7 separate regions of the Mus musculus genome follow, and regions 2, 3, 4, 5, 6 and 7 are each linked to region 1. Evidence: chromatin loops called from intact Hi-C (ENCODE). Cell type or tissue: left cerebral cortex. All regions are shown on one strand.

Region 1 (4,000 bases):
CTCCAGGCAAGTTTCCCTTTCCCCACTAACTCCTCTTGGGTCCAGAGTGGCTGTGCTGCAGATATATTTTCTGTGCTTTCCTTGAACAGGTGTGTATAAAAGCGGCAGTCATTCATTCAACATGTCCTGATTTGTATTATCCAAGTGAGATATTTGCAAAAAAAGGGAAAATCTTAGGGAATGGACGTCTGCTGTCGCTTCACTCCTATGCTGTGCTTCAGCCACACGACTTGCTTTTCCCACTGTCTGCAGACTAAGGATGTCCGCTCCCATCCTCATGTGCTATTGGATTAGATGGCCGTTATAAACTCTCTCGGAGACCAGACTCAGCTAACACTGGTGGCGCGGCTGAGCGACAGCACACGGGAATGTAAACATGAATATATCTACACACCTGCTGAAGCAACTGAAGGGAAACAGGCTTTCTGTTGCTGGGATTATGAGAGGGCTCCTTTAACAGATTTGAACCTTGGACCAACTAATGAGTTCAAGCAAACACCGTTTCCCATCTCAGCCACCAAGCACAATTCAGGCTGTCTGTAAGCAGCTGTGTGTGCAGCCCTGATTCCCAGGGAAACTAGTTTTTTACTGGCTGGTACTTTCTTTTTAAGCAGTACTGCTCAATGTGCCTTATACATTATCAGCAAAGCCTGACCAATCAGAAAACATCCTGGTTCCAGCTTCTTCTTCTTCTTCTTCTTCTTCTTCTTCTTCTTCTTCTTCTTCTTCTTCTTCTTCTTCTTCTTCTTCTTCTTTTTCTTCTTCTTTTAACAGTTATTTAAATGGACATTGAAATCTGTGTCTTTATAAACTAGTTTCATAATATGCCAGTTATGATATATAAGAAATAGTTGATAAAAATCATACTGAAATCTATTCTAGAGAACTATATCAGGAGGAGAAAGGGCGGGGGCCTTAAAAATGCTTATAGCCAAAGTTAACTTTCTATGAGAGAAGTTTAAAGATCATTTAGATGTAACATACCACACAGCAGCATAAAACGGGCACCTTTGATGAGGTGGAAAAATACTAAAAGCTAATTCTCTTTTTCCAAGTACAGAGAGCATGGGTACTTTCTACCATGGAGGTGTTATCTGTCCCCGTGACACAGAGTCACAAAAGACAGCCAACCCTTGGCTTTAAGGGTCTCTCTCTGATATCTTTAAACTTTACCATGGGCGGGCAACTCAGTGCCTATGATTGAGTAGAATCAAGCTGACAGAAGACGCTGCCTTTATAGATGTCTAACCTAAAACCCTCCCTGGATAGACTTGGGGTGACTAGCTGCTTGGAAACCTGAGCCCACAATTAGTTTAGCTATGCCTACAGAAGGAGGAAGACAACCTGAAGAACGTAATAGTCTTGCTCCTATAAAGAGACCTGGTAGCGTAATCTAAAGATTATATGACACAAGAAGATCTTGGTTCCTTTGTAGGTTGAATCTCTAATATTTGCTTTCACCATTCCCTTTCACTGTTTTTCCTTAATATATAGTCTGTAAGTCCATATGACATTCTCCATCCAGATAGGAGGCAAGGCACAGTAGGAATGAATGTATTTCCGTTTTTAAAGAGGGCTGCCTGTCAGGCTGCCTGGACTATAAAAGCCACATTATAATTTACCACACGCAATCTTAAGTACCTGGTTAAGAACCTGTAATCTACAGGGCTTGGTGGGGGCAGAAACAAGGCAGACAGCGAGCATGGGGCAATGAATTCTCAAGAAGAGAAAGAATACTCCAGTCGGAGAAAAACAGCTTTGGAAATGCCGGCAGACGGAGCAGGTATCAGGAGTCAGAATAGCCTGCACACCCAGCCTCCAGCACAGACTGTCCCCAACTATTGTACCTGCCATCTGCAGGAGCTTGCCCAGTTCCTGGCAATATAGCCTTTAGGTCCTACTCGGGATATGCCTTCCCAAGTTTTCCCCGGGCTACTGCAAATTCACTGAGTTTTCCGAGTCTAGCCATTGGCTACATCGGGGTTTGGTGAGACAGCTTGTTCTTTGCTGAAGTCTCTGCACCTACTGAGTATTAGTGAGCGAGTAAGTGGACTAGCTCTGATCTCCACGTTCATAAGTGCTAGATGATAATATTCAAGCAGAGGAGGAACCTTACTTAGCTAGTGGGCTCAGCAAAGACCCGGATGTTTTCATTTATGGTCTTCTTCTGCCCTCTGCTGGCTGGTGTTGGGAATACCCAGGACTCCAATGTTCTACAACGCTCAGAAAAGGGAAGCATTTGCTGGAATCCAACTGTACAGCCAATCTCACCTTCTCCACACATGTGCACACAGTTTTTACACTGCGGCATATTGTGACTACACCGAAACTTGCTTATCATAATAAGCAAATAAAAAAAACATACATAAAAGAACACACTTGTTATAGCTCTCACAGGGTCAGAAATGACATTTCCTATGATCTAAGAGTCTGAGACTTAGAATGTATGTTTCGGTGGCTTAAAACACAGTGGCTTGCTCATAATCTCATGTTCCAAAAACTGTAAACATTTTGTAAGTTTGGTAAGAATTGTTCTCAGCTTTTAAAAACGGTGAGATCCTATGCAACACAACCCAGGGAATCCTCCCATTTGGCTATCCTACTTTTGAAAAATAATATTTTTCATCTTCATGAAAAAAAATTGCTTGCACCTTTAGAAATTTCATTTTGCTGTAGACATTTGGGGAGAAAATGTTCAAAAGTAAGCCTGGGATTTCCTTGGGTCAAGAAGTGTCCAGCAGCCGGGCATGGTGGCGCATTAATCCCAGCACTTGGGAGGCAGAGACAGGTGAATTTCTGAGTTCGAGGCCAGCCTGGTCTACAGAGTGAGTTCCAGGACAGCCAGGGCTACACAGAGAAACCCTGTCTCAAAAAAAAAAAAAAAGTGTTCAGTAAACTCTAGAAGGACCCAGTGTTTCCACAAAGAAGGCTTAGAATTCGTTTTCGCTTTGCGGAATGCACGTGCTATGGGCCCCTATATCTGTCACAAGGGGAGAATGTGAGGGCCTTGCTTCCCTGATCCCATGGGGAGTGCCGGGCCCCCTGCTGCCATGCTGAAGCAGACGTTTGACATGCACACTTGAAGTTTCTGTTTGTCTCACCTTCGATGGGAAGGGTGCAATACTGACTCCCTTCCAGCTTTGCGGGGCCAAGGGATGGGACCTATCCCAGCTCCCCCAAATCCACCTTGGGTCTCTCTCTGCCTTGAAACTGTTTATCCTTTAATTCTTTGGGAATCTTTCTGTAACTGAGTTGTAACATTGTGTTTGTTTTGTTTTGTTTTGTTTACTTTTTGTTTCCAGAAGGGTTGGTTCTTGCCAGCTGCGGTGACTGTGGACTGTGACCACCTGTCCTCTCTTTCTTCCTTTCTTTCTTTCTTTCTTTCTTTCTTTCTTTCTTTCTTTCTTTCTTTCTTTCTTTCTTTCTTTCTCTCTCTCTCTCTCTCTCTCTCTCCCTCCCTCCCTCCCTCCCTCCCTCCCTTCCTCCCTTCCATCCTTCCTTCCTTCCTTCCTGTCTCCCTTCTATCCTTCCTTCCTTCCTTCCTTCCTTCCTTCCTTCCTTCCTTCCTTCCTTCCTCCCTCCCTCCCTCCCTCCCTCCCTCCCTCCCTCTCTTTCCTTCCTTCCTTCCTTCCTTCCTTCCTTCCTTCCTTCCTTCCTTCCTTCCTTCCTGTCTCCCTTCCTTCCTTCCTTCCTTCCTTCCTTCCTCTCTCCCTCCCTCCCTCCCTCTCCTTCCTTCCTTCCTGTCTCCCTTCCTTCCTTCCTTCCTTCCTTCCTTCCTTCCTTCCTGTTTCCTTCCCTCCCTCCCTCTCCTTCCTTCCTTCCTGTCTCCCTCCCTTCCTTCCTTCCTTCCTTCCTTCCTTCCTTCCTTCCTTCCTTCCTTCTCTCTCTCTCTCTCTCTCTCTCTCTCTCTCTTTCTTTCTTTCTTTCTTTCTTTCCTTCACTATTAGGTGTTATCCATCTTGTTCTTTGATTTATTTTCTATACTCAAGAGTATTAATTA
Region 2 (4,000 bases), 370 kb before region 1:
GCTACATAGTGAGTTTGAGGCCAGCCTGAGCTCCAATATAATCTGTGTTTCAAAAGAAAAAAAAAAAAAAAAAAAAACAAGAATAACATAGTCATGTAGTGTTTAACCTCAAATGCAGAAAGTTACAGAATTTAAATTACCTGTCCTGACATATAAAGGTACAGTTTAGGGGCTGCTGAGATGGCTTAGTGGGTAAGAGCACACTGACTGTTCTTCCGAAGGTCCTGAGTTCAAATCCCAGCATGGTAATGAGATCTGACGCCCTCTTCTGGTGTGTCTGAAGACAACAACAGAAGACAACAACAGTGTACTTATTTATAATAATAAATAAATCTCTTTTTTTAAAAAAAAGGTACAGTTTAGAGCTGGAGTCTATCACAGTAGTAAAGTCCTTAATGCAACCGAAAACAACAGATTTACATGTTGAAATATGTTAATTTAAATAACTGGTTAGGAACTTGGAGCGATGGCTCAGGAGTTAGGAGCACATACTGTTCTCACTGAGGACCTGAGTTTGGTTCCCATCTCACAACTGCCTATAACTCAGTCTCCAGGGGATCCCAGGGCACCTGTGTCAAATGCATATACCACCCCCACATGTACATAATTTAAAAAGTAAAATTAAATTGTACGTTACAAGTAGGTCTTCATGGCATGGAGTTAATTGGCAGCATTTGAGGAAAGTGTTGTATGTGTTTTTAAAGGGGAAAAAACAGAAACAGGTTAGAAAAAGCCATTCTGAGATTTCAGAGTGGAGCTTATGACCAGAGAGAAGGGACATGAATATTTGTGCCAGAAAGACCAGATATTAAATGAAATGTTAATCACATTTGTTGAAATACTGCTTGCTATGTATTTGTATGCATACATAATAGAAGTTGATTATATGTATACATACATGTGTGTTACATAGATAACTTTTTATTCATATTTTCTTAAGTATATTTAAACCTTGAATCCTATTGGGTTTGCTAGGAAAATCAAAATACCCGTGAGACTGGCTGAAATTAATGGGCAGGAGGAGTTGGTTTGCTCAGTAGCAGTATACTTGGGTGTCACGTCTGGAACCCTGAATTTAATCCTCAGCACCACAAAAGAAGAGAGGGAAGGAAGAAGAAATTAAAGACTGACTTATGTTGGAAACAGTCAGCTTACTCGCAGCTGTCTGGTGACTTTCAGCTCAGCCTGGACTGTCTCCAGCACACTGGGCTAGGCAGATGGCTTGCTGGGTAAATGTTTGCTGCACAGTCATGAGAGCCTGAGTTGGCTCCCCAGCACTGGGAGGTGAAAACAGACAGATTCTGTGATCTCAGAGGCCAGCCAGTCAAGCACACACCAAGAGTTCCAGGTTCCTTGAGAGACTGTCTCAAAAAATCCGATAGAGAGGTAAAGACGCCCTATGTCAGCCTTTACTTGTACATGCACGTAAGCGCCCTTCTCAAACAAAGTGTATTCATACCTCAGCTTAAAATAGTTTGTGGTAGAGCTAGAAAGATGGCTTAGCAGTTAAGAGCATGTGCTCTTGCAAAGAACCTGGGTTATCCTCCCAGAAGCCACATGGTGGCTTACAGTCATCTGTAACTTAAGTTTTGAGGGCGCTGATGCCTTCAGTAGGTACTAGGCATGAACACAGTGCACATATTCATTCTTTTTTTAAAAGGATAATTATGGAAGGGATCTGCAACCCTATAGGTGGAACAGCATTATGAACTAACCAGTACCCCCAGAGCTCGTGTCTCTAGCTGCATATGTAGCAAAAGATGGCCTAGTCGGCCATCACTGGGAAGAGAGGCCCCTTGGTATTGCAAACTTTATATGCCCCAGTACAGGGGAATGCCAGGGCCAAGAAGTGGGAGAGGGTGGGTAGGGGAGCAGGGCTGGGGGAGGGTATAGGGGACTTTTGGGATAGCATTTGAAATGTAAATGAAGGAGATATCTAATAAAAAAATATTTTTTTAAAAAAGGATGATTATGTGAATCAGCAATTAGTCTGAAAAAATTATGTACTAAAGCTCAAGAAAACCTAGAATCTCTTTAGAAAAACATTACATTGAATAAGTAGTCTCTAATGTACCCCATGGTGGCATGGAGGCTGAGGTAGGATCAGATCACAAGTTTACGGCCAGCCTGGGCTCTGCCTCTCTGATGAAAGATTCCAGCACTAAGGGCGTTTACTGTCGAGATGGTTGCTTCACAGTCATGGTGAGTAGCTTAGTGAGTAACATACTGAAAACCAGGAAGAGAGCTAAGAACAGCCTTTTCTTCATCCCAGGGTTATGCGGGAAAGGTTGGGTGATTATATAGTTTTTAGCAGATAACCTTTGACTCAAGTGACTTATGCAACTTGCGTGGCTTCTAATCTCCTGGTGAGAGCCCTCCATCTGATACCACAGTGCTGAGCTCTGCAACCTTGGAGGCCTGTGTCAGTTAACTTGCAGACTGAGACATCTGTAGATGTTTTTGATCAGTGTCTTTCTAGACCATCTCATCAAAAGTCATAAAAGGAACTGGAGAGATGGTTCAATAATTGAGTGCTTACTACTGTTTTAGAGAACACGAGTTCCATTCCCAGCACCCACATAGGGTTCTCATAACTGACTATAACTCTAGCTCCAGAAGATCTGAACCCTGTCTAGCCTCTGCAGGTACCCTGTATACACATAAATAAAAAATAAAATCTTTTAAAAAGAAATGCATCACAGGAACAGAAATGAGAATATAGCCTGCTGAATTGGCACACCTGTAATCCCAGTATTCACTAGCAGGGGGCAGTGGGTATGAGGGCAGCCTGGGCTGCAGAGTGAATTCTAGGACAGCTTTTGCTGAATAACCAAGAGCCTGTCTGGGCTTAGTGGGGGGAGTCCAGCCATACTTCACTACATTGTCTGTATAGGCTGTCTTTGTTACAGAAATATAAATAATACCTATACATTTTAAGGGTGAGAGGGTAAGTGAGGTTCGTTTATAGTTCTACATACAAAGTTGGCTCTTAAATATTTATGACATAAAAAGTATATCATGCTGTGTTAAATGAAAACAAAATTTAGTCACTATTTTCACTATGGGTTTGGTTTTGTTCTAAGTCATAGATATGCCTGGTCTGATGACATAGCTAAGCAGTAGAATGCTTCCCTGTGTGACCCCTAGCACCACAGAACAAAAGCAGTTCCTAGGCCTGCAAGAGTGTGCAAGGCTGACAAGCAGAGGCTTGAAATCCCATAACTCAAGTGAATGTGGAAGGAGCAGTGTACTCCACCAAGCTGTCCTCAGACTTTCACACATGTTTGAAAACAAAGTTCCAGAAGATACACATAGATTCAATGCTTCTGATAACATAGACTGGCCTACACCTGGGAATTGATAATAGTCTCCAAAGTATTTGTGTTCCATATGAGAATTATAAGTAATTTTTAAGGTGTTTGATTTTATTATAAATTTCCTACAGTGTGTATTTTTAAAGTAAGGGAAATTAAGTATTTTTATTAAACCAAATAATTTATTCAAGCATAGTGGTGCATGCCTTTAATCCTAGCATTTGGAGGCAGTGGTCATCCTGGTCTACAAAGGAAGTTCTAGGATATCCAAGGCTACTCGGAGAAACCCTATTAAAATTAATTAATTAATTAATTTTAAAAACTAAATTACTAGAGAAATAATGCACTGGACTAAACAAGAATGACTTACCAGGCCTCATGATGTTTTCTGTCAATGGTTGCCACAGAGACTCCTTGTTAGTGAAACAGAGGAACAGTTTATTGCCCACAGCAGTAGGAGTGTGGTGTACATTTGAATCAAGGTTTTAGACCTTCTTCCTGAGCAACAAACCGCAGAAATTAAATTGATGTTGGAATTGTAAAATATAGTATTTGTCTTCTGTAGCCACCATGGCTTTATATGACTTCAGGGGTTCAAACTTGGGTCTTCACAAGGGCACAGCAAGAATTTTGTCCACTAAGTTATCTCCCAAACTCAAGTTTTATTTTGATGAAAAGCTATTAAT
Region 3 (4,000 bases), 430 kb before region 1:
AGTCCTCATTAAAAATGAGTCTTATCTATTCCTACCAATGACTAGTAGTAGAAAAAAAAACCCAAAAAACCAAAGAGTATTTTTACCTGCCCAATGCCAACATCCAGATAGTCACCATTTTCCTTGGAGATGTTTACCTCAGAGGCTGACATGGCTGGTCTATTAATACTCTAAAAAGAACAAAAGAAAAAAATAGTTTCATGGAAATACTATTCACTGGAAATAGCTGCTACAGTCAAAGGAAAAGCTTTAAAATGGCAACCAATAATTCTATGTAGCATCCCTTACAAAACAAGATAAATGTACTGAAAAAATGATATTTGCCATATGATATGAGCTGATAGCCCTATGTGCTTCAAAACAATGGAAGAGGAGCTGGAGACGGCCCGGTGGGTAAGACTGGCTGCTCTCCAGAGGACTTGGGGGTTGGTTCCCAGCACACACATGGTAGCTCATAACTAGCTGTAACTGCAGACCCAGAGAATCCAATGTCCTCTTCTCATCTCCATGGGTACCAGGCACGCACATGAGTACACAGACATACATGTAATCAAACATATAAAAACAAAATAAAATAAATCTTTAAAAAAAATAAGTAAATTCTAGGCATGGTGGAGCCCACCTTTAACCCCAGCACTTGGGAGGAGTTAGAGGCAGACCCATCTTTATGAATTAAAGGCCAGCCTGATCTACATGTGAGTCCTAGGCCAGCTACAACTACACAGTAAGACCATGTCTCAAAAATATATAAATAAAAATAAATTACGAAAGCATTTTGGCACCAGCTGAAATTTCAAGTAACCATATGACAGGCAAATCACTGTTGCTAAATTCTACAAAGTGTATGCGTCTGCAATGAAGGCAAATGTGATGTCTCTCTGGGGGTTGCATATAATACAAATACTGGATCAAGACTTGGATCTTACCAGCTGTGGTAGCACACACCTTTAAGGTCAGCACTCTAGAGACAGAGTCAGGCAGATCTCTGTGACGTTCATGCAAGGCAGTTCTACACAGTAAGACCCTATCTCGATATAATGAATGAATGAATAAATTAATGCTTGCATGACTTGTGTCTTACAAAGACTTGGGTCTACTGAAAAGTTGAAAAGGAGTTAATCACTACGGCCTGAAACTAGTGCCCATGATCCCAGCACTCAGAGGCTAAGGACAAGGGTCACTCCCTGTCCATGCCCCCCCACCACCAGCACACGGACAGAAAGAACATATACAGATCTTAATATGCAGTACTTTGCTAAATGAAAAAGGGCAGTCATAAAAGGCTATATATGCATAATTTCACTTGTATGAAAACTTACTACTATTAAAAAGAGAAGCATAAACACAGAGACTGGCAGTGGCTGGCAAAGGCTGCAGTCATACGCAGTGATGACTACAATCAGTACGGGATGTGCTCTGGAGGTGATGGAGACATTCTAGAATTAGTAGGGATGGTTATAAAAAATAAGGAAGCCTAAAAACACCTGGATTTTATATTGCGAAAAGCTAATCATATGTGATATGAATCACTCTGTTATAAAGATAAATCTGAACAGTAGGAGCTCTAGGAGAGAGACATGAAAACAAAAGTGTGTCTAAAGATGCAGATAAAGAAAATATGTTTAATTTCTAAAAAAGCCAAGTCCAATGATGAAAACTACTCTGCCAAGAGTGGTAGTCCTCATCTGTAGTTCAAACAATTTGCTAAGGAAAGAGGAAGCCAGGTATAGTGGTGCACACACCTTTGATCCCAGCACTTGGGAAGCAATGCTGGAGGATCTCTGAGTTCATGGCCAACTTGGTCTACATAGTGTGTTCCGGGACAGTCACAGCTACAGAGCAAGACCCTGTCTCAAGGGAAATAACAATGCCAGGAGTGTGAAGACACTTGAGTAGCAGAGAGAGACCTCACCTGGCCAATACACAGCACAAAGACAGCGGCCCTGGCCGGGCTGGTGCTGCAGGGCAACAGTCCCAGGTACTCGGGGGGCTTGAGGCGGGGTGATTTCAAATTCTAGTTGAAGTCTCCCTGGTCTACAGAGTGAGCTCAAAACCAGCCAGGGCAACTTAGCGAGACTCTGTCTTCAAATAAAACGTTAAAAAAAAAACAAAAAAAACAAGCACCCAGTTTTCAGGTGCTTGCCTAGCGTGGGTAAGGTTCTAGTTTCATCCCCGTGTGGAAAGCCACCCAGAGCGTTACTTGGTTAGCAGGGTGTCTATCTCACAAAGCATAAAGATACTATCAGTGTCAACGAACCTTCTCACGCCACTAAGCCATTTTAGACACATACCACTGAATTCTTCCTGGCACTGAAATGGTTCAGTATCTTCTTTCTGGGTCCTAAGGGAATCCCCATTTCCTGAAGATCTCTGTCTGTACATAAAGCCTAGGCATAAACAACACAACAGGTTTTTTTAACTTCTAAGCAAAGTAAAACCAATGAAATGTTCTAGACTCTAAAGGAGTCAGTCTTGTTCTTGGTTCTATACTGATCCAGCTCCCTTAAGGTATAACACACAAGTAACTTTGATAAAGAAAGTCTTGTCTTAATTATAAAATAACCCAAGAAGTATTAGTAAAAACTACAGTGTCACTGGATAGTCATAGAATACTCTATGAAAAACAGCAATTAGGAAAGCTGGTACCCAGTGATGGTTAGACTTAGACTCCTCCTGATGGACAAAAGCTGTGAGGACTTTGGCTAACACAGAAGGATGACAACGAGTTAACAACAAAATCTCAGCATAAGTGCCACTCACTTTAGAGGGGAAGGCTGTCCTTCCCTTTGCATTCTTAAACTGCTGTGTAGTTTCCATGCAAGTACACTGTAGCTGTCCTCAGACACATTTTCTTCTCTCCGGCCCCGTTCGTTCTGGACCCATTTGCTCCAGCCCAAAGATTTATTTATTAATATTTGTACGTACAATGTAGCTGTCTTTAGACACACCAGAAGAGGGCGTCAGATCTCATTACGGGTGGTTGTGAGCCACCATGAGGTTGCTGGGATTTGAACTCAGGACCTTTGAGAGAGCAGTCAGTGCTCTTTACTGCTGAACCATCTCACCAGGCCCTCCTCCTAAGTTCTTAACTGCGTAATTAACACAGTAACCAGCTCCATGTTATTAGTACCCTATTGCACATGCCTGATCATAGTGGGCACTTATTAAATAAGTGAAGCGATGTATCAAATCAGAAAAAGCACAGCAAAAGTGAGAGAAAGAGAATACCAACAGTGCAGCGCTTTACCTAACGGAAACTGTAAGAGCCGGGCAGCTCCTGTTAGACACTCACATCTGCTCTAAGCTTGCTTAGATCACACTCTGATATGTGCACAGCAATATGGTCCATGGGAACCCTGAGCTCCCACACAGCAAGGATCCCTCGCTTTATTTGACAAAATGCAGGGAAGCAATGCTGAAGCCCATCATGAGTGGTGAGATATCTGGAAGTAGAGAGCTCCAAAGGGCACATTCTTGGTAAAAGTGTGAGGATAAAAGAACTGAGAACTGTTTGGTGTAACATTTAAAAGCCTACTACTTACCAGAGCTTCTCTGTCAACTTTCTCCTTCTCAAAGACAGTGACAAACTCAGAGAGTTGAAGCTTCTTCAAGTCTTCTTCTAATGTTGATGCATCGCCTCGATCCTCAGCAGAGCTCAACGAACCCTAAAAATTGTATCATAAAGTTTATTACTCAGAAAATGTCTTTATTAATACTACTTTATAATATGAGATATATCATTCAAGATATTTACAACAATGAACCTTAACTCTAACCTTTGCTTTGTTTTTGAGATAAGGTCTAATGTAGCCCAGGCTGGCCTCAAACTTACTGTGTAACTGAGGACGAGATTTCCTTTAATTCTGGACCCTCCGCCTCAACCTCCCCAGTGTCGGGATTACAGGTATAATTACCACACCCAGTTTTAAATACATTTTAACTTACACAAAATAAAACAGGGATATCCAACTTTTTGCAATCTCAACTAATTTTTTTTTTT
Region 4 (4,000 bases), 450 kb before region 1:
TGCACACGCCTTTAATCCTAGCACTCCAGAAGCAGAGGCAGGAGGATCTCCGAGAGTTCAAGGCCTACCTAACGCTTCCCAGCCAGCCAGGACTATGTAGAGAGACCCTGTCTCAAAAAGGGGGGGAAAATCAATTGTTTGGCTTTTGTCAATCCATTGCAAAAGTGGCAGATGTGAGCGCTTGTATTTGTGTATGGGGGAGGGGGGAGAAAAGTATTGTTTGTCCTTCAGTAGGCTCTGAAAGTCATTGACTTGTAAGTTCAAGGGAAAATAGAAGTTGCCAAAGTCAGTATTCGGTCCTTGGTTTTCTTGTGACTTCACTGCGTCCGTTAAGGGACGAGAAGCCTTCCTTACCTGCTGACTGAGCCTTGCTCTGTGCAGATGGCTTTCAAGTATCTGCCATTTTGCCTCAACAGGGAATTCTTGTCAGTTAAAGGGAATGAGGGAATTACACTTTTGTTATCAATTAACATCTCATTTTTTGTACCCTATGGTAAGTAACTGTATTGCCGCTAATAACCAAGTTGCTAACTGATTACAGCTGGCTAAAAAGTTCTTTTTATATACAAAGATTTGTGTATTTTCAACTGCTATGGCAAATTCATTTGTGTCCATTTAAATATTACACAATAAACACATATCTGCAGATCCCACCCTCACCTTGTGTTCTTTGAATAAAGTTCTTGATAGATTGTTTACATCTGTATTTACCTGTAATGAACGCTGTAGACCTGTGAAATATCAAAGTGTCAACATCCATTAGTCAGTCTCTTTAGTTTCTGTGACTTGGCGCTCCTAACACTAAGGGGTTAGTGTTAATGTTCCCCAGGGGTATTCTACTAGGGCATTACTGTTTAATGACTTCAAAATATAGTTTAAGGATTTTGTTTATTGACCAATGTCTTATTGCAAAGTATGAGCCTACCATCTTAGTTAACCTGTACATATCTGTTAACTAGTGTAGTGTATGTGAGATTGCCTGTAACATTTGAGCTTCTTACTGATGTGTGCTGGTGGGACAGGTTTTGTACATTGTATTTACTGGAATCCTGCCTTTTTAACTTACAGATACTTTAGAATTCAAATATGTTTTCTGCTTCTGTAAGAATGTGGGAAAGCTTTTAATGGCATTCCATTGATTTCAGGTCTTGCTTGAGGTTGACTTTAATAAATTGTCCTGTATGGTCTACTTAAGAATATGGGCTGGTTCTTTACCTGTAATTTCATGGTACAGTTTACTGGGAAATGAGACACAAAAATACAACCACTCACCCTCAGCCCAGTTTTTTCCCTTCGAAATGCTCCAAAGACATAGTTTCTTTAAAGTGGGCTTTCTGGTTTGCTTTTGTAGAGGAAGCATCTCTGGAGAATGACGTTCCTTTTCTTGTCCTATAAGCTGATCTGGGTGGTTGGTGAAGGACACATTGCTTTGAGACCCAAAGGTGATCTGTTAGGTGGTACTCATAACACAGCAAATGAGCTCTGAATTTCCTGTAGCCCGGAGGCCCCGCTGGTAGTCAGTCCCCGCGGAGTTCGCTAGGTGGCGCTGGACACCGGGCGGGCGGAACCACGGCGCGCCGGGGCCACGTCAGCGTCTGATCCGCACGTATGGCGGGATGGGGACGGCGGCCCTGGGAGCCGAGCTGGGCGTGCGGGTCCTGCTCTTTGTGGCTTTCCTGTAAGGATCTGTCAACGCTCCCAGGCGTCCCTGGGCGCTCGCACTTCCTAAGCGGCTCGGGGCGGCAGGTTCTTCCGCCGAGGTAGCCTGTCAATCTTCCCCGTTTCCTCCCCAGGGTGACCGAGCTGCTCCCTCCCTTCCAGCGGCGGATCCAGCCCGAGGAGCTGTGGCTCTACAGGAACCCGTACGTGGAGGCGGAATACTTCCCCACCGGCCGCATGTTTGTGCGTGAGCTGCCCTCCCGCCCTCCTCCGCTGGCAGGGACTCCTCCCCTGCCTTGAGTTCCAGGGCTAGGGCGAGGCGTCTGGTGGGCAATCTGAGCCCCGATCTTGGTTAGTGCGCGGCAGCTGGTGCTTTAGGCCAGGAGGGACTTGGTTTTACCGACCCTGTGTTTTACCTTCAGGTCATTGCCTTTCTCACTCCACTGTCCCTGATCTTCCTCGCCAAGTTTCTAAGGAAAGCTGACGCTACCGACAGCAAGCAAGCCTGCCTCGGTAAGTCGCCCTTGTTCCAGTTGTTCCTGTCTTAGTGTTGGCAAGTAGCTATGGGGTTCAGCTACTCTGTACCCCTAAAGTATGTCTTTTTACCCCATGAGACCAAAAAGCAGTACTGATGAGAATGTGCTTAATAACACAGGCGCCACACAGGTGTTCCTTTTTGTTTGTTTGTTTTTTCGAGACAGGGTTTCTCTGTGTAGCCCTGTCTGTCCTGGAACTCACTTTGTAGACCAGGCTGGCCTTGAACTCAGAAATCCACCTGCCTCTGCCTCCCAAGTGCTGGGATTAAAGGCGTGTGCCACCACGCCCGGCCAGGTGTTCCTTATTAACACAGACACCACACAGGTGTTCCCTATTAACACAGGTGCCACATAGGTGTTCCTCAGTGCTCCACTTCTCTGCCCCTAGGCCGTTTGGGTTTTTATTCTGGTTGGGTTCTATCTCAAAGCAATGAAGGCTCTACTCATGAGGTGGTGGCTTACTCTTCTCCAAGCAGATGGCACTAACGGCTTCTTTGCTTTCCAGCTGCCAGCCTTGCCCTAGCTCTGAATGGTGTCTTTACCAACATAATCAAACTGATAGTGGGCAGGTAAGTGAGAAGCCTTGGCACTCAAACCTCCCTGAGCGCCCCCCACACACACACCACCACATTCTCAAGCAGTGTTTACCCGGATTCTCAGACTAGTCTCTCCTTTCTCACCAGAACTCCCTCTCCCTGCCCTCTGCCTGTTCCAAGTGTACCACCTGGTCTGCGTCCTGTCCTGAGTATTTCCCACAGCGACCACCTTTATGTACCTAAAGCTGCAGTATGACTAGCTGCTCTGTGCTAAGATACAATCATATGCTAGAGACTTTCTTGAACATTGGCCGCGTGGCTAAGGCCTTTTTCTCAGTATAAACACTAATCTCACCCCATTACATTATTTTGCCTATGACATTAGTGGTCAACAGATTATTGACATCTACTATTACTGAAAAATACTTCCTGAGAGAGTAAATTATATTTCTTCCAGGCCCCGCCCAGACTTCTTCTACCGCTGCTTCCCTGATGGGCTGGCCCATTCTGATCTGACGTGCACGGGGGACGAGGATGTGGTGAACGAGGGCCGAAAGAGCTTCCCCAGTGGACATTCTTCCTGTATGAGTTTCATGGGAACTACTTAAATACTTACATGTCCATGTTCCGCTCTTTGTGTGTGTGTGTGTGTGTGTACACCTGTACATGTACGTGTGCACACGCAAATGGTATAGGGGCTGGAAGAAGGTGTGTGATCCCCTGGAGGTGGGGTCAGACCAGTGTGAGTGCCACGTTGGGGAACTGAACCAAGGTCCTCTCAAAAGCTAACTGCTGCCGACTCAACTCTTGGCTCCTCCAGCTCTGATACCTACTTTAAATAGAGTTACATTTAACCTTAAAGCTTTGGAGGAATGAGCCATCTCTTACTAGTCATTAAAAAAAATATATTTAAGAGCTACTACTTGTGAGGGGCTGCCCAGCCTTTTACATTGTGACCTTTGTAGCTCCCAGGAACCCAGCGTGGTATATTTTTGTGATTCCCACTTATTACTGTGGACGGTGCTGTAGACTTCTCACCATAAGTTTTATACCAGAAACTACTGTTACTTAAAATACTAACTCTGGGACAGAAAATACAGTCCTTCATTTTTTTCCCTTTCCCTGTAATCAGGAGGGGTAAGCCCTGCTCTTGCTCCCTGCCCTGTCTGGACAGGAGTGACGGGGACCCCACAGGACACAAAACTCACAGGTCTTCCCTTTCTAGTTGCATTTGCTGGTCTGGCCTTTGCTTCCTTCTACCTGGCAGGG
Region 5 (4,000 bases), 350 kb before region 1:
CGCACGCCTTTAATCCCAGCACTCGGGAGGCAGAGGCAGGCGGATTTCTGAGTTCGAGGCCAGCCTGGTCTACAGAGTGAGCTCCAGGACAGCCAGGGCTATGCAGAGAAACCCTGTCTCGAAAAACCAAAAAAAAAAAAAAAAAAAAAAAAAAAAAAGCTAGGTGCAGTGTCATAAACTTCAGTACTTTAGGGAAGAAATAGGAAGATCACATTTGAGATTCCAAGATAGTTTTTTTAAAATCAGTTTTATATATAATCATGACCATTTACAAAGGTGATCCTAGGCCCAGTACATGGGGATTCTCACCTTTCAGGTGACACAGATGTCTCGCTCGGGGTCACACATCCTATCTTTAACCATAAGGCAGCTAAGGCCCCCTTATCCAGCAAGACCAAGCTTGAGGTGCCCCTGCCTATGTGGGGTACAGAACTGTGCTCAGGATCCCAGTGCTCTTGTGTCTACCCCAGGGGTGGCTGCCGAAGACAATCATCAACCAGGTCCTATCGCAGACCCAGATAGAGTTCGCCAACCACCTGCGCAAGCGCCTGGAAGCCAGCCCTGCCTCTGAGGCCCAGTGTTAAGGACTGTCCACCACATTGACCTGCAAATCATTGGAAGCTCTCACAGGAAGCCTGCAAGTCTGTCCATCTTCAGCTAACAGCATCGGGAGGGGTGGTAGTCAGGAGACACTAGGACTGACTGGTAAAATCAGGATCAGCAAAATAGAAATGAGGCTTAGAATAAAAGTTCTCTAGTGTCTCCCACTGCATAGCTGTGAAGGCTAAGGGATAAGTAGCTATGAAACCTTTCATCTAGGCTTGTATATGCTGACCTAAAAGACACCAGCAGCTACGAACAGGGGATGCTAAGGATCGGGAACTGTTGTCTTACCAGCTCCAAATGTCACTACCTGAAGGCAGTGTGCACACAAAGCAAGGTCTTGCCTAGGAAACTCTGTAAAAGTTCTCCTCTGTAAAAGGCCAGAACTTGAATGAAACTACCTACAAAGGGCCTTTCCAGAGTATTCCAACTTTTCTCTGAGGAGAAATGAAACCATCATTGTGCCGACTTCCCTACTAATCCCATGACAATAAAGAACATACATGCACACTTCAGCCTGTACATGTCAGGTCCCAGCCTGAGGAATCACAGCTTCAGCAGAACTCTGCGCTTAAATCTCCTAGCTCACAAAAGGGGACAAAACGTCCGGAGATTTATGTCATTTGACTGTTTAGATTCTTTCCTAAAAAGGCAATCTCATAATTAAAGGCACGTGCCTTTAATCCCAACACTCAAGTGGCAGAGGCAGGTGGATTTTTTCTAATACTGAGGCTAACCTGGTCTACACAGAAGGATAGCCAGAGCTACATAATGAGACTGTCTCAAAACCACAAAACCCAGGGATTGAAAAGATGGCTGACCTGTTGGGAGCACAAGCTGCTCTTCCAAGGAATCCAGGGTCAATCTCCAGCATCCACACAGCAGCTCCCAACTCTAATTCTAGTCCCAGGGAACCTGATGCCCTCTTGTGGCCGCCATGGGGACCAGGTATGCAAGTGGTACATAGACATACAGATATGTAGGCTGAACACCCATTAACATTAACAACAAAACCCTTGTCGGGCACGGTGGCTCAACAGCTTTAATCTCAACACTGCAAATGGTGACACCAGTGAATCGCTCCAAGTTCCAGGCCAGCTTGGACCCCAGTGAGACCGTCTCACAAAAGCAGGAACAAAATCTTGGGAGTTGGTAGTTAAGATTAACAGCATCCTGGCAGGAAGATTATGACGGGATTTTCATTTACCTATACTGATCAAATAATACTGACCAATAATGTTAAGATAAAGTGACTGTTCTATTGTTTATAGACAGATTAGATGCCAGCCTGGCTCAGAGCTAGCAGCTTCCTTATTTGAAAAGGTTAAAATGTTATGTTACCTTCTAGGAAGACAAATAGCTAGAAGTCAGTAGAGCTATAACATTCCTGTTCCAGGATTTGGAGATATTACACTTTAAGGGTATAAATTGGGAGCCAGGTGACGGTGGCACACGACTTTAATCCCAGTAGAGGCAGGTGGATCTCTTGAGTTTGAAGTCAGCCTGGTTTACAGAGTAAGTTCCAGGAAAGTCAGGGCTGTTAAATAGAGAAATGCTGCTCAAAAACATAAAAAAATAAAAATGACAAAAATATAAGTGTGACCAGCAAAATGACTCAGGGTGTAAGTGCTTGCCACCAAGTCTGATGATGGCAGAAGCCACAGAGATGGAAGGAGAGAGATGAAAAACAGAGGTCCTTATGGCTGCTTATCTACACTAAGTACCTTACACACATAAATACTGGTATATATTGGAATTCCTTTCCGAATGTGTTAAGGATGAACAATTCTAACAACCGAAAGCTTTTCATTCTAAGCATGAAAAAAAAAAAAAGTAATGTCTGTGTGAGTGTGCATGGGCCCCAGCAGACACGTGGAGGTCAGAGGACAACTTCAGGAGTGTGCCTTCGACCCCCACCCGGGTCTTGGGTCCTGGATTGTTAGGGTAGGCAGCAAGCACTTTCATCCGCAGTGCCATTTTGCTGGCCCACTTTTCTGTCCCTTATCGTGTGGGTAACCCCCATCATTTGCAAAGAACTGAGCTTATTTATGAATAGAACAATGTGGAACATGTACTTATTTATTGAAGTCTTAAGCCTTCACTGATATTTATTGCTCACCTCGGTGCTTTAAGGTGAGCGAGGGCAGCTGTAGAGTGTTTCTGATAGAACCATCCCGGGAATCAGTTAAGAGAGCAGCCACTTGGGTGCTGAAAGACCCATGTGTGCCGGCCTCGAGACAACAGGCTGCCAGTGGAGAAGCGCCTTCAGCAAACACTGTGGCTTTGATTGGATTAGTGTTTGCTCCTATACACACCGTCACTCTATCTCTGCCGTCTGGGATGTTTGACCCATTTGTTTAATCTTATATTTTAATAAAAGCAGTTGTCACTGGCATTCTGATACCTATAGATGGGTAGTAGTTCTTTTTTAATCTTTCAAACGAACCTTATTAACACATTCAAGTTTACAACTGTACACACATTTTTTTTTTCTTGTTTCACTTCAATTGTTCTTTTGAGACAGGATCTTCTCACTCATTCTGTAGCCCAAGATGGCCTGGAACTTATATCAACCCTTCTGCCTCTGCCTCTCAAGTGCTGGGATTAATGGTGGGGCCTGCAGGCATCTGGGCATTTTTTTCAGACACTGCTAAGTACTGTCAAGCACCTTGATAACTTCTAATGCAGGAAAGCCAGGTACACAAACACGTAGGTAGACAGGAGACCTGGGCATGGTTATGTGCCAACACCCACTCATACTTCTTCCAAGACCATCACTTCACTTTCTTCAGAGTCCTTCGAACACCGATGAGCTCATTCTACAAGCTGGCTTGTTCTTTCTTGGACTAGTCCTTGCATTAGTGGTTATCTAGCAGCTGGTAGGCTGTGACCCCAGCTTTAAATAATGCAGACACCCCAAAGAAGGCATAGCAAGACAGATTTCTGTCAGTTTGAAGCCAGTCAGGCTATATGGACAGACCTTGCCTCAAAAAAGCAAAAAAAGATATTCAATGTATGAAAGAAGTTTGGGGGATTCAGCAGCAGACAAGTATATTAAATTGTGTTAATAGTCATTCAAACATTGGGAAATTTCTTTCTTTCTTTTAAAGATTTATTTATTATATGTAAGTACACTGTAGCTGTCCTCAGATACTCCAGAAGAGGGCATCAGATCTCGTTATGGATGGTTGTGAGCCATCATGTGGTTGTTGGGATTTGAACTCGGGACCTTCAGAAGAGCAGTTGGTGCTCTTAACCACTGAGCCATCTCGCCAGCCCGGGAAATTTCTTTTTTTTGTTGTTGTTGTTTTTTGGTTTTTTCGAGACAGGGTTTCTCTGTGTAGCCCTGGCTGTCCTGGAACTCACTTTGTAGACCAGGCTGGCCTCAAACTCAGAA
Region 6 (4,000 bases), 96 kb before region 1:
CTGCCAGCAAAGAAATGAAGTCAGTCTTTATGACACAGACCAAGGGCTAGGAGGGCTCACAGTTAAAGAAGAGTAGCAAGAAGGAAGAGCCAGTGCAGACAGCAGTGGAGTGACTGCCATGGGAATCTAACATTTATTTGATACTTATTTCCCTATTAATTTAAGTGCTTATAAAGCCATTTAGATACTCATTTACACTTTCTTTTTAAACATGTCTGTGTGCTCAGAGATGCCAGCGTCTGTAACCTCTGAGATGGAGCATTGTGTGTTTGCATCTGTGTGTGTCTGGGAGGCTGGGGGTGGCAGGGAATCCAACATTGCAGCGAAGGGCGACTCTTTACCTGAGAACGTCTATTTCATCCTTTAGAGACTGAGCTTCGTCTGCCAAAGTGGTCAGCTCATCGTTCTGCTGCCGAAGCTCAGAGATTTCCTTTTCTAACTCCTCACAGCGGATTCGATAATCGTCTTTGGCTGCTTCTAGTCTGCAGCCAAACAAAATAGATAAAAAGCACTATTAAGTGTCTCATAATTTTCCTTAGGGAGAAAAGAAAACAAATTCCATTCCTCCTGAGCATGTATCTCACTTCTGTAAGCATAAACTCTACCCAAGTCCTACCTGCCGTGAAAACAGGTTTAATCGATGCACAAAGTTCTCACAGCAGGAGAAAAGAGCAAAGGTTTCCAAATTTTTAACAAGAATATATATGAAGAAAAGCTGTATTTAGACCCACAAAACCAAACACCAACCTTCCTTGGAGTTACAAGGCCCTCCTGTCTACTGTCCAATGTATTTCATGTAGACTACTTACTTTCAATTTTTCTTGTATAAGTATTTAATAAAGAGTTGTAAATTTTATATAATTCAATTGAATTTTTGACTTTATAGTTTTTGCTTTTGGTAAATATTTGACATTATTGTCTTTTAACTCTCCACTTCCTGACAGTATTTTTAATGGTTTAAAATGTAACACTTAAGTTTTTTACTTCCTCTGGAACCCATGTTGGTGACAAAATGCTGAAACTGAACCCAACCTTATCTTCTGGAGTAATCTGTTTTACTCAAAATTATTTAAAATTGGGAGGTCGGTGTCAATTTCACCTTTTATTTTTTTAATTAAAAAAAATAACTTTATGAGTATGGGTGCTTTGCCTGCATGCATGTCTGTGTATCACTTGTGTGCCTGGTGCCTGTAGAGGCCAAAAGAGGGTTTTGGTCCCCTAGGTCTTTAGTTTTATATACATAGCTTTGATGGAATTTCCTAGATGTGGAGATATTTCATGACGTGTGAGAAGATGTTGTTTTATTACACAGCCACTTGGGTCTGTAGTTACCCACAAGTCCTATAAAAGTCTATCTGTGTGCGTCAGAGTTAGCTAATATCTGCTGGAGTTGGATCCCTTCTTTTACCATGAAGGTTCTGGGGACTGAACACAGGTAGTTAGGCTTGGTGGCAAGCACCTTTGCTGTCTGAGCCATCCTGGCACCCTTTATTTTTAGCTTTGAAATTTTAAAACTAGGTTGTAAGGAGTGGCCTTTTACCTGAATGTTTCTTCTTGCAGCTGTTCTAACTGAGTCTGAAGTTGCAAATGTCTTCTTCCTGCTGGGCTATTGGGATCTTCTATAGAATCAGATTGATTGAGTCGTTCCATTAGTATCTGATTTTCTGCCAATAAACTACTTTTCTCCTCTTGCAGTGCTGCAACCTGTTGGAATTAGGACTGTGGTTATCCAACTCAAACTCTTGTGAATCACCATTACGAGTTTGCCTACTTTTGAGCATCCCTGGCTGGCCTAGAACTCACTCTGCAGACATGGCTGGCCTCTGGCTGCTAGCAGACCTGCCTGCCTCTGACTGCTCAGTGCCACCTCACATTAGCAACCACTCTACTGAAAACATCTACATTATTTTGAATGTTATGCATGCAAGGCAATATCTAAGAGTGAGAATTTTAAAAATTAATTTTGAGAAAGGGTCTTGCTACATTGTTCAGGTACTTCAAATTGTGGGGCTCCAGTGATCCTCCTGCATAAACCTCCGGGGAAGCCGGGATTACTGGTGTAGGCCACCATAGATGGATTTACTTCCTATTTGAAAAGAGACTTCATCAAGGACGGTAAATAAGCACATGGAAAGACAATAATCAATAGTCACCGAGTAAATGCAAATTCAAGCCACAAAATTAGCAAGTCTCATGACAATGGATAAATTTAAAAAGATATTGGCAAGGATGAACACACAAAGTCTCAGATACTGTGATAAGAATGCAAAATTCTTAAAACAAAACAAAACAAAACAAAACAAAACAAAACAAAACAAAACAAAACAAAACACCGTGTAAGACACTGGTCTGCAGAACCCACAGAGAAAGCCAGACAGGCATGCGTGCTTACAGCTCCAGTGCTAAGGGGCTGTGAAGATAGATCCTGGAGCTTGCTGACCAGCCAGCCTAGCCAAAACTGCGGGCTGAGTCTGTTGAGAGACCCCGCCTCACACACACACACACACGCACAAGGTGAGCAGTGACAGAGCAGCAGGAACCTCAGCTTGTTCCTCTAGCTGCTGCAGGCACAGGTAAAGCACCCAGTGCCCAGCAGCACACGTAGACTAGGAGGACTCGCACCACTGCCCAAAGTAGGAAAGCAAGCTTCCTGGCACAAATGAAGACTCAAGCATTGATATTCCTTCTTTTTTTTTTTTTTTTGCTTCTATATTTGTAATGTTCATTTATAATGAATGAGTTTAGTTAAATTACAGAGAGCACACTCCTCTAAATCAGAACCCTATTTGCTCTGCTCTCTCTCTTTGTAATTAGGGTCACATGTAGTGAGACTGAATCACGTGATCGTATTTGTGGTGGGACACAGCACAGAGGAGCTCTTACCTGCATATCCAATTCATGGCATCTTTGAGCAATTTCCTCCTTTGCTGACAAAGCTTCATTTAGTTCTTCGGTAGTTTTCTTCAACTAGTTAGAAAGAAAAGTAAGCACAAGAAATATTTCAATACAAAAATGAAGACTTACAGAGGTGTAACACAGAATTAAAATTTTTTATTTCTTGGGAGGTAATGTAAAGGAAATTAAGAACATTCCTGGTAAAAACTGAAAATAAGCACTTTGGGGGGGGGCAGCTTTTTGTTGAGACAGAGTCTCGCTATTTAGCAGTAATTAGGATGAAATTTCCTACATTTACCATACTGGTCTCAAACTCATATTCCCTTAATAAAGTCTAAGTTAGCAAATTGTAAAAACACCGATTAAAATAAAATTTGTCTCTTTATTTCATATATATATAAACCTCTGTTTAATAAATATACAAAAACATAAATTACCAACAACAGCAAAGAAACAATACCACAAAGAGAAAGGCAAATTATGGTTTGGATTGAAATTATATCATGTCCAAAGACTTTCTTATATAACATTTAAAATCATGAGCCCAAATTAAGAGAAAGCAAAAGACACAAAGATTTCTGCCCATGTAGATAATGGAAGCTACAAACCACTGTAACAGTATTTAATTCTTAAAAATACATTGCAAAGTTCCTTTTCAATGCAGCTGTTCCCAGCCACGTGTGGCTGCACACTCCTTTAATCCCAGTGCTCTGGAGTCAGAGTCAGGTTGACCTCTGTGAGTTTGAGGCCAGCCTGGCCTATACAGAAAGTTATAGAACAGAAGAAATTCATGACTAGAGAACAGGGATTACTGTAAATTAAATAAATTTGTTTTAAAGTGGGCAATGCAATACTACCATATTTTTTTTAGTACCACATTAACTCATTCGGTCTGTCTGTCTGTCTGTGTGTGCGCACACATAAATGCATGTAGAAGTCAAGGACAATTTGATGTGCTGTGCTCTTTCCTTTTACCAATGGTTCCTGAGGAGTAAACTCAGTTTATCAATCTTGCCAGTAAGCACCCTTGCCTCCTGAGACACCTCACTGGCCCATGCAGTACTACTTTTAATACAAAGTTCAAGCTTAACTATAATGTGTAATA
Region 7 (4,000 bases), 380 kb before region 1:
ACCAAAAGAAGAAAAAACAAGCTTGGTGGGGCCATGAATCTTTCACACACACACACACACACACACACAAGAAAACAAAACCAAGAACTAACTTTACTAGTGTTATAAATTGTAAATATCTGATATCTGATAGGCAACCTCTGTGAAAGGGTTGTCTGATCTTAAAGGGGTTGCTACCCCCCAGGTTGAGAACCGCTGGTTTAGAGCGTTCAATAAATGTTTAATTCAGTCTAATGAGACTGCTCAGTGGTTACATATGCAGACTTCTTTCTCTTCCTGAAGACCAGCGTGATTTCCAGCACCCATGTCCGTGGTTCCCTGAGAACTGTTTGTAACTCCACTTCTAAGGAGTCTGATGCCAACTTCTGGTCTCTCCAAGCATGTGCGCAGACAAACACAACACATAATTTTTTTAAAGCTTTTACTTGAGTTCCTGTTCTAGGTCTCTATCACATCTTGCCTGTCTGAGACGTTTCTGAATTTTAGTTTTGGTGCTGGGCATTGAGCCTAGGGTTTAGGGGCTTTACTTCTCAGCTACACACCCAGCCAGCCCCTCTAAAGCAGGGTTTTCATTTCAGATTTCCTTGATTGAATGAAAATGTTGAAATAATTCTAGGATTAAGGTAATAGAAATTTAGCCAACGATGAAAGTAACTAGAACTTCCATAATCCCAGAATTTAGATGGAGGCAAGGCATTTAAGAGTTCAAGGCTGGGGGCTGGAGAGCTGGCTCAGCAGTTAAGAGCACTGACTGCTCTTCCAGAGGTCCTGGGTTCAATTCCCAGCAACCACATGGTGGCTCACAACCATCTGTAATGGGATCTGATGCCCTTCTTCTGGTGTGTCTGAAGACAGCTACAGTGTACTCCTATGTATAAACTACATCTTTTTTTTAAAAAGGAGGGAGGGGCTTCTAGGTTATCCTAAATATGAGCTCCACTAGGTTAGTAAAACCCTCTCAGAAAAATAAAAGCCATCTAGACTAAGCTTCTCTATTTAAGGTAGAGAAATTATATGATGCTAAAAGGGTTGACTGTAACATCAGGGCCAGAACCACTTGCTTTCCTGGCTACTCAGTGTCCTTTTCTAGCTCAACAGCACTAACTGCTCCAAGTCTCTGCAGTACTGATGTCATTTAAATCCCAGGCTACAGTCTTCCATCCCGTGTTTTACACCGAGCTCCATACTAAATACATTAGAAGAGGGTCTGGTACAGCTTAGACAACTATTAACTGAATTTTTATTGATACTGTATAAGTTCACTGAAACTGACACCTTTGTTTTAATAGATCTTTTCTCCTTTTCCCAGAAAAGCACTTGGTCCTACTTCGAGATGGAAGAACACTTATAGGTTTTTTAAGAAGCATTGATCAATTTGGTATGTATTGGTTATGATCCCAAAAAATTTTTTTGCACTGCTTCATACTGAAATTTACTTATCTAACTTTTCCACATGTATCAGCCTAATGGAAGTGTTGGGGTGAGTAATTTTTTTTTTTTTTTTGGCTTTTGGTTTTTCGAGACAGGGTTTCTCTGTGTAGCCCTGGCTGTCCTCGAACTCAGAAATCCACCTGCCTCTGCCTCCCAAGTGCTGGGATTAAAGGCATGCGCCACGAGTAAATTGTTTTAGAGTTATGATTAGGTGTTTCAAAACCTTGTATGTTCATTCACAAAACAAGTTTGTATTCTAAAACTGATTTACACTTATTTTCCCCACTAGAGGGCGCCAGGTGACAGGTTTAAAGTTAGTCTTAAAATCATTTCCTGGAGGTAATCCTTCCCTGTCCAGTGAGAATAGGGTCGAGGCCATTTCCCGAAACTCTTGTTGGGGGCAGAACACAGATAAACTCAGTAGTTTACATACAGGAATACATCAGATTTAGTCATCTGTCTGCACTTTCTGAAGGAAGAGATCTGTTTCTCCCTTTGGTGTAAGAAACCTCTCCGTTCACACCGACACTTGCTGGTCATCTGCTGGGTTCCTGGATTTGAATGTGAGGGCAAACATAGGAGGCCTAAACAGCCAGCTGTGCGCCTGGGTCCCAGGGACTTACGGGTAGATCAAGAGGGTCACTTTGGAAACAGATCAAACCAAAGCAAAACAACTTCTGTTTTACTTCAAGGAAGACAAATAGTACTAATTCAAAGGAGAAAAAGATTTTTAAGAAGAAAATGTTCTAAACCTTAAGTTAAATTCATGTAAGTGCTATGAAGAGATAAAAAGCAAATTCCTAGATTACCATGCATGATTATATAAATCGTTGTTGTGTCCTAACCCATAAAATTTAGTTTGGATTACATGAGTCCTAATTACTAAAAACTATTAAATCTCACTAAAGTCATCACATACATATATTCACACAGTAAGGAAGCTCTCCTTCTAAAAATGCAGACTTTCAATCTTAATAGTTGGCTAGGCTCTAGTTTTCCAGCTTCCCACTCATTTATATTTCCTAGGGACCATGTTGATACTGGCAGGAAATGATACAGAAGTAACTTATTCCTACCATCAGTTGTTCATTAGCACAGCAGAGTCGGAAATGCTCTTTACTTGTTTGAAAGTCTCCTAAAACTGAACATGCCTGTAGTCTCAGCGTGTATAGCATGTGAAGCAGGAGAATCACCACAAATGCTACATCAGGACTTCCAGGCCAGCTGAGGCTAGAGTGGGACCCTGGGACCCTGCCCCCCCCACCCCCAAATAAAACAAATTCTCATATATGGCTTGTCATAACTGATAAAATTTTAAAAATAACTAAATAATTTAGTTATAGACTTTATAATCAACAATGTCAACTAAAGATCTGTTTCTTCTTTGTGTGCTTATAGCTAACTTAGTGCTCCATCAGACTGTGGAGCGAATTCATGTGGGCAAAAAGTACGGTGATATTCCTCGAGGGATTTTCGTGGTCAGAGGAGAGAATGTGGTCCTACTAGGAGAAATAGTAAGTGAGACTGTTAAACTGCTGTGCGTCTGGGTATTGATGTTGGCTGCTGCTTTCCAATTTACCAAGCTTCCCACAGGAAGCTGGCAACTAGGGAAGCTGTGGTTGCCAGAGCAACACTACAGAAAGTAATTAATGTTAGTCTGTGACCTTTGGCATTTTAAAGATTTGATTTCACTCGCAAAATATTGTTGACTTTGTCGGATAGAAAACAATATTGCTGGTGTTTGCTTCAATAGCACTTATACTAAGGTCCAAACAGTACAAAGATTAACATGGCCTGTGCAAGGGTGGCACACATTCTCTCAACTGGAAAGAAAGAGACAGCATTGCTAGGTATGGTGGCACATGTCTAAAATCCCAGCAGTTAGGAAGCTGTGGTAGGTGGAACTCCTCTAGTTTGAAACTGTCTTAGTTAGGGTTTTACTGCTGTGAACAGACACCACAACTCTTATAAAGGGCAACATTTAATTGGGGCTGGCTTACAGGTTCAGAGGCTCAGTCCATTGTTATCATGGTGGGAAGCATGGCACCTTGCAGGCAGGCACGGTGCTGGAGATGCTAAAAGTTGTGCATCTTGTTCCAAAGGTCAGCAGCAGAAGACTGGCCTCCAGGCAGCTAGGCTGAGAGTATTGAAGCCCATCTGCCAACAAGGCCACACCTTCAAATAGTGCCACTCCCTGGCCCTCATAGGCTTGTCAAACATGAGTCTGCATTATAGCATAATGCAAAACACATTTAGTCCAACTTTCAGAGCCCCCCATAGTATATTGCAGTCTCAACAATTAAAAGTCCAAAGTTCAAAGTCTTATGAGATTCATTCAATCACTTAAAGTCAAAGCAGATCACACACCTAAAACATCACAGGATATACACTACCGTTCCAAAATGTCATAGTGAGTAAATGCTAGAACAAATACAACCAAATCCCAGCTGGGCAAACTCCAAACTCTGCATCTCCATGGCTGTTGTCAAAGCACTCTTCAGACTTCCAACTCCTTTCATCTTTGTTTACTGCAGCACAATTCTCTTTGGCTGGTTCCACTCCCTGTTGG

What was found. Hi-C counts contacts between places; a loop is a spot of excess contacts. Peaks named below come from ENCODE experiments on the same cell type or tissue, not always from the same donor. Only the 100,000 strongest peaks of a DNase experiment are listed, where the experiment ranks them.
Region 2: it touches region 1 in a loop (2.8-fold over the local background); 13 of 42 quality-filtered maps call a loop at or near these places.
Region 3: a loop joins it to region 1, with 5 times the contacts of the local background. A loop is called at or near these places in 20 of 42 quality-filtered maps.
Region 4: a loop joins it to region 1, with 5 times the contacts of the local background. A loop is called at or near these places in 6 of 42 quality-filtered maps.
Region 5: a loop joins it to region 1, with 2.9 times the contacts of the local background. A loop is called at or near these places in 8 of 42 quality-filtered maps.
Region 6: a loop joins it to region 1, with 2.4 times the contacts of the local background. A loop is called at or near these places in 5 of 42 quality-filtered maps.
Region 7: it touches region 1 in a loop (5-fold over the local background); 25 of 42 quality-filtered maps call a loop at or near these places.

The regions. Positions count from the first base shown.
Region 1 is chr8:26,167,161-26,171,160 of GRCm38, forward strand. No RefSeq gene overlaps it. Among named protein-coding and RNA genes, the nearest start is that of Thap1, 11 kb to the left of the region's middle. In left cerebral cortex, a CTCF peak has its summit at 2,181 (motif pointing left); a DNase peak (open chromatin) is centred at 2,160; H3K4me3 peaks cover 507 bases; H3K27ac peaks cover 248 bases.
Region 2 is chr8:25,797,687-25,801,686 of GRCm38, forward strand. The region is part of intron 3 of Lsm1 (LSM1 homolog, mRNA degradation associated); the gene reads left to right. Among named protein-coding and RNA genes, the nearest start is that of Star, 8.8 kb to the right of the region's middle. In left cerebral cortex, CTCF peaks have their summits at 1,564 and 2,746; a DNase peak (open chromatin) is centred at 1,220; H3K27ac peaks cover 429 bases.
Region 3 is chr8:25,735,921-25,739,920 of GRCm38, forward strand. Ddhd2 (DDHD domain containing 2) reads right to left here. Exons shown (of 18, transcript NM_028102.1): 10 at 3,543-3,665; 11 at 2,292-2,387; 12 at 87-170. Among named protein-coding and RNA genes, the nearest start is that of Ddhd2, 16 kb to the right of the region's middle. In left cerebral cortex, no CTCF peak of the experiment used is centred here; no DNase peak of the experiment used is centred here.
Region 4 is chr8:25,718,474-25,722,473 of GRCm38, forward strand. Nsd3 (nuclear receptor binding SET domain protein 3) reads left to right here. Exons shown (of 23, transcript NM_001081269.2): 23 at 1-1,194. It overlaps Plpp5 (phospholipid phosphatase 5), which reads left to right and starts at 1,575. Exons shown (of 7, transcript NM_028000.1): 1 at 1,575-1,678; 2 at 1,794-1,902; 3 at 2,082-2,172; 4 at 2,701-2,764; 5 at 3,189-3,313; 6 at 3,957-4,000. The coding sequence starts at 1,617. In left cerebral cortex, a CTCF peak has its summit at 1,537; DNase peaks (open chromatin) are centred at 1,596, 1,832 and 2,835; H3K4me3 peaks cover 1,554 bases; H3K27ac peaks cover 1,093 bases.
Region 5 is chr8:25,812,303-25,816,302 of GRCm38, forward strand. Star (steroidogenic acute regulatory protein) reads left to right here. Exons shown (of 7, transcript NM_011485.5): 7 at 471-3,680. The coding sequence ends at 584. It overlaps Ash2l (ASH2 like histone lysine methyltransferase complex subunit), which reads right to left. Exons shown (of 16, transcript NM_011791.3): 16 at 3,698-4,000. Among named protein-coding and RNA genes, the nearest start is that of Star, 5.8 kb to the left of the region's middle. In left cerebral cortex, CTCF peaks have their summits at 1,535 (motif pointing left) and 3,741 (motif pointing right); a DNase peak (open chromatin) is centred at 1,598.
Region 6 is chr8:26,070,717-26,074,716 of GRCm38, forward strand. It overlaps Hook3 (hook microtubule tethering protein 3), which reads right to left. Exons shown (of 22, transcript NM_207659.3): 8 at 2,884-2,967; 9 at 1,541-1,704; 10 at 342-482. Among named protein-coding and RNA genes, the nearest start is that of 1700047A11Rik, 9.9 kb to the right of the region's middle. In left cerebral cortex, no CTCF peak of the experiment used is centred here; no DNase peak of the experiment used is centred here.
Region 7 is chr8:25,790,848-25,794,847 of GRCm38, forward strand. It overlaps Lsm1 (LSM1 homolog, mRNA degradation associated), which reads left to right. Exons shown (of 4, transcript NM_026032.1): 2 at 1,310-1,378; 3 at 2,830-2,945. Among named protein-coding and RNA genes, the nearest start is that of Lsm1, 7.3 kb to the left of the region's middle. In left cerebral cortex, a CTCF peak has its summit at 1,720 (motif pointing right); a DNase peak (open chromatin) is centred at 1,722.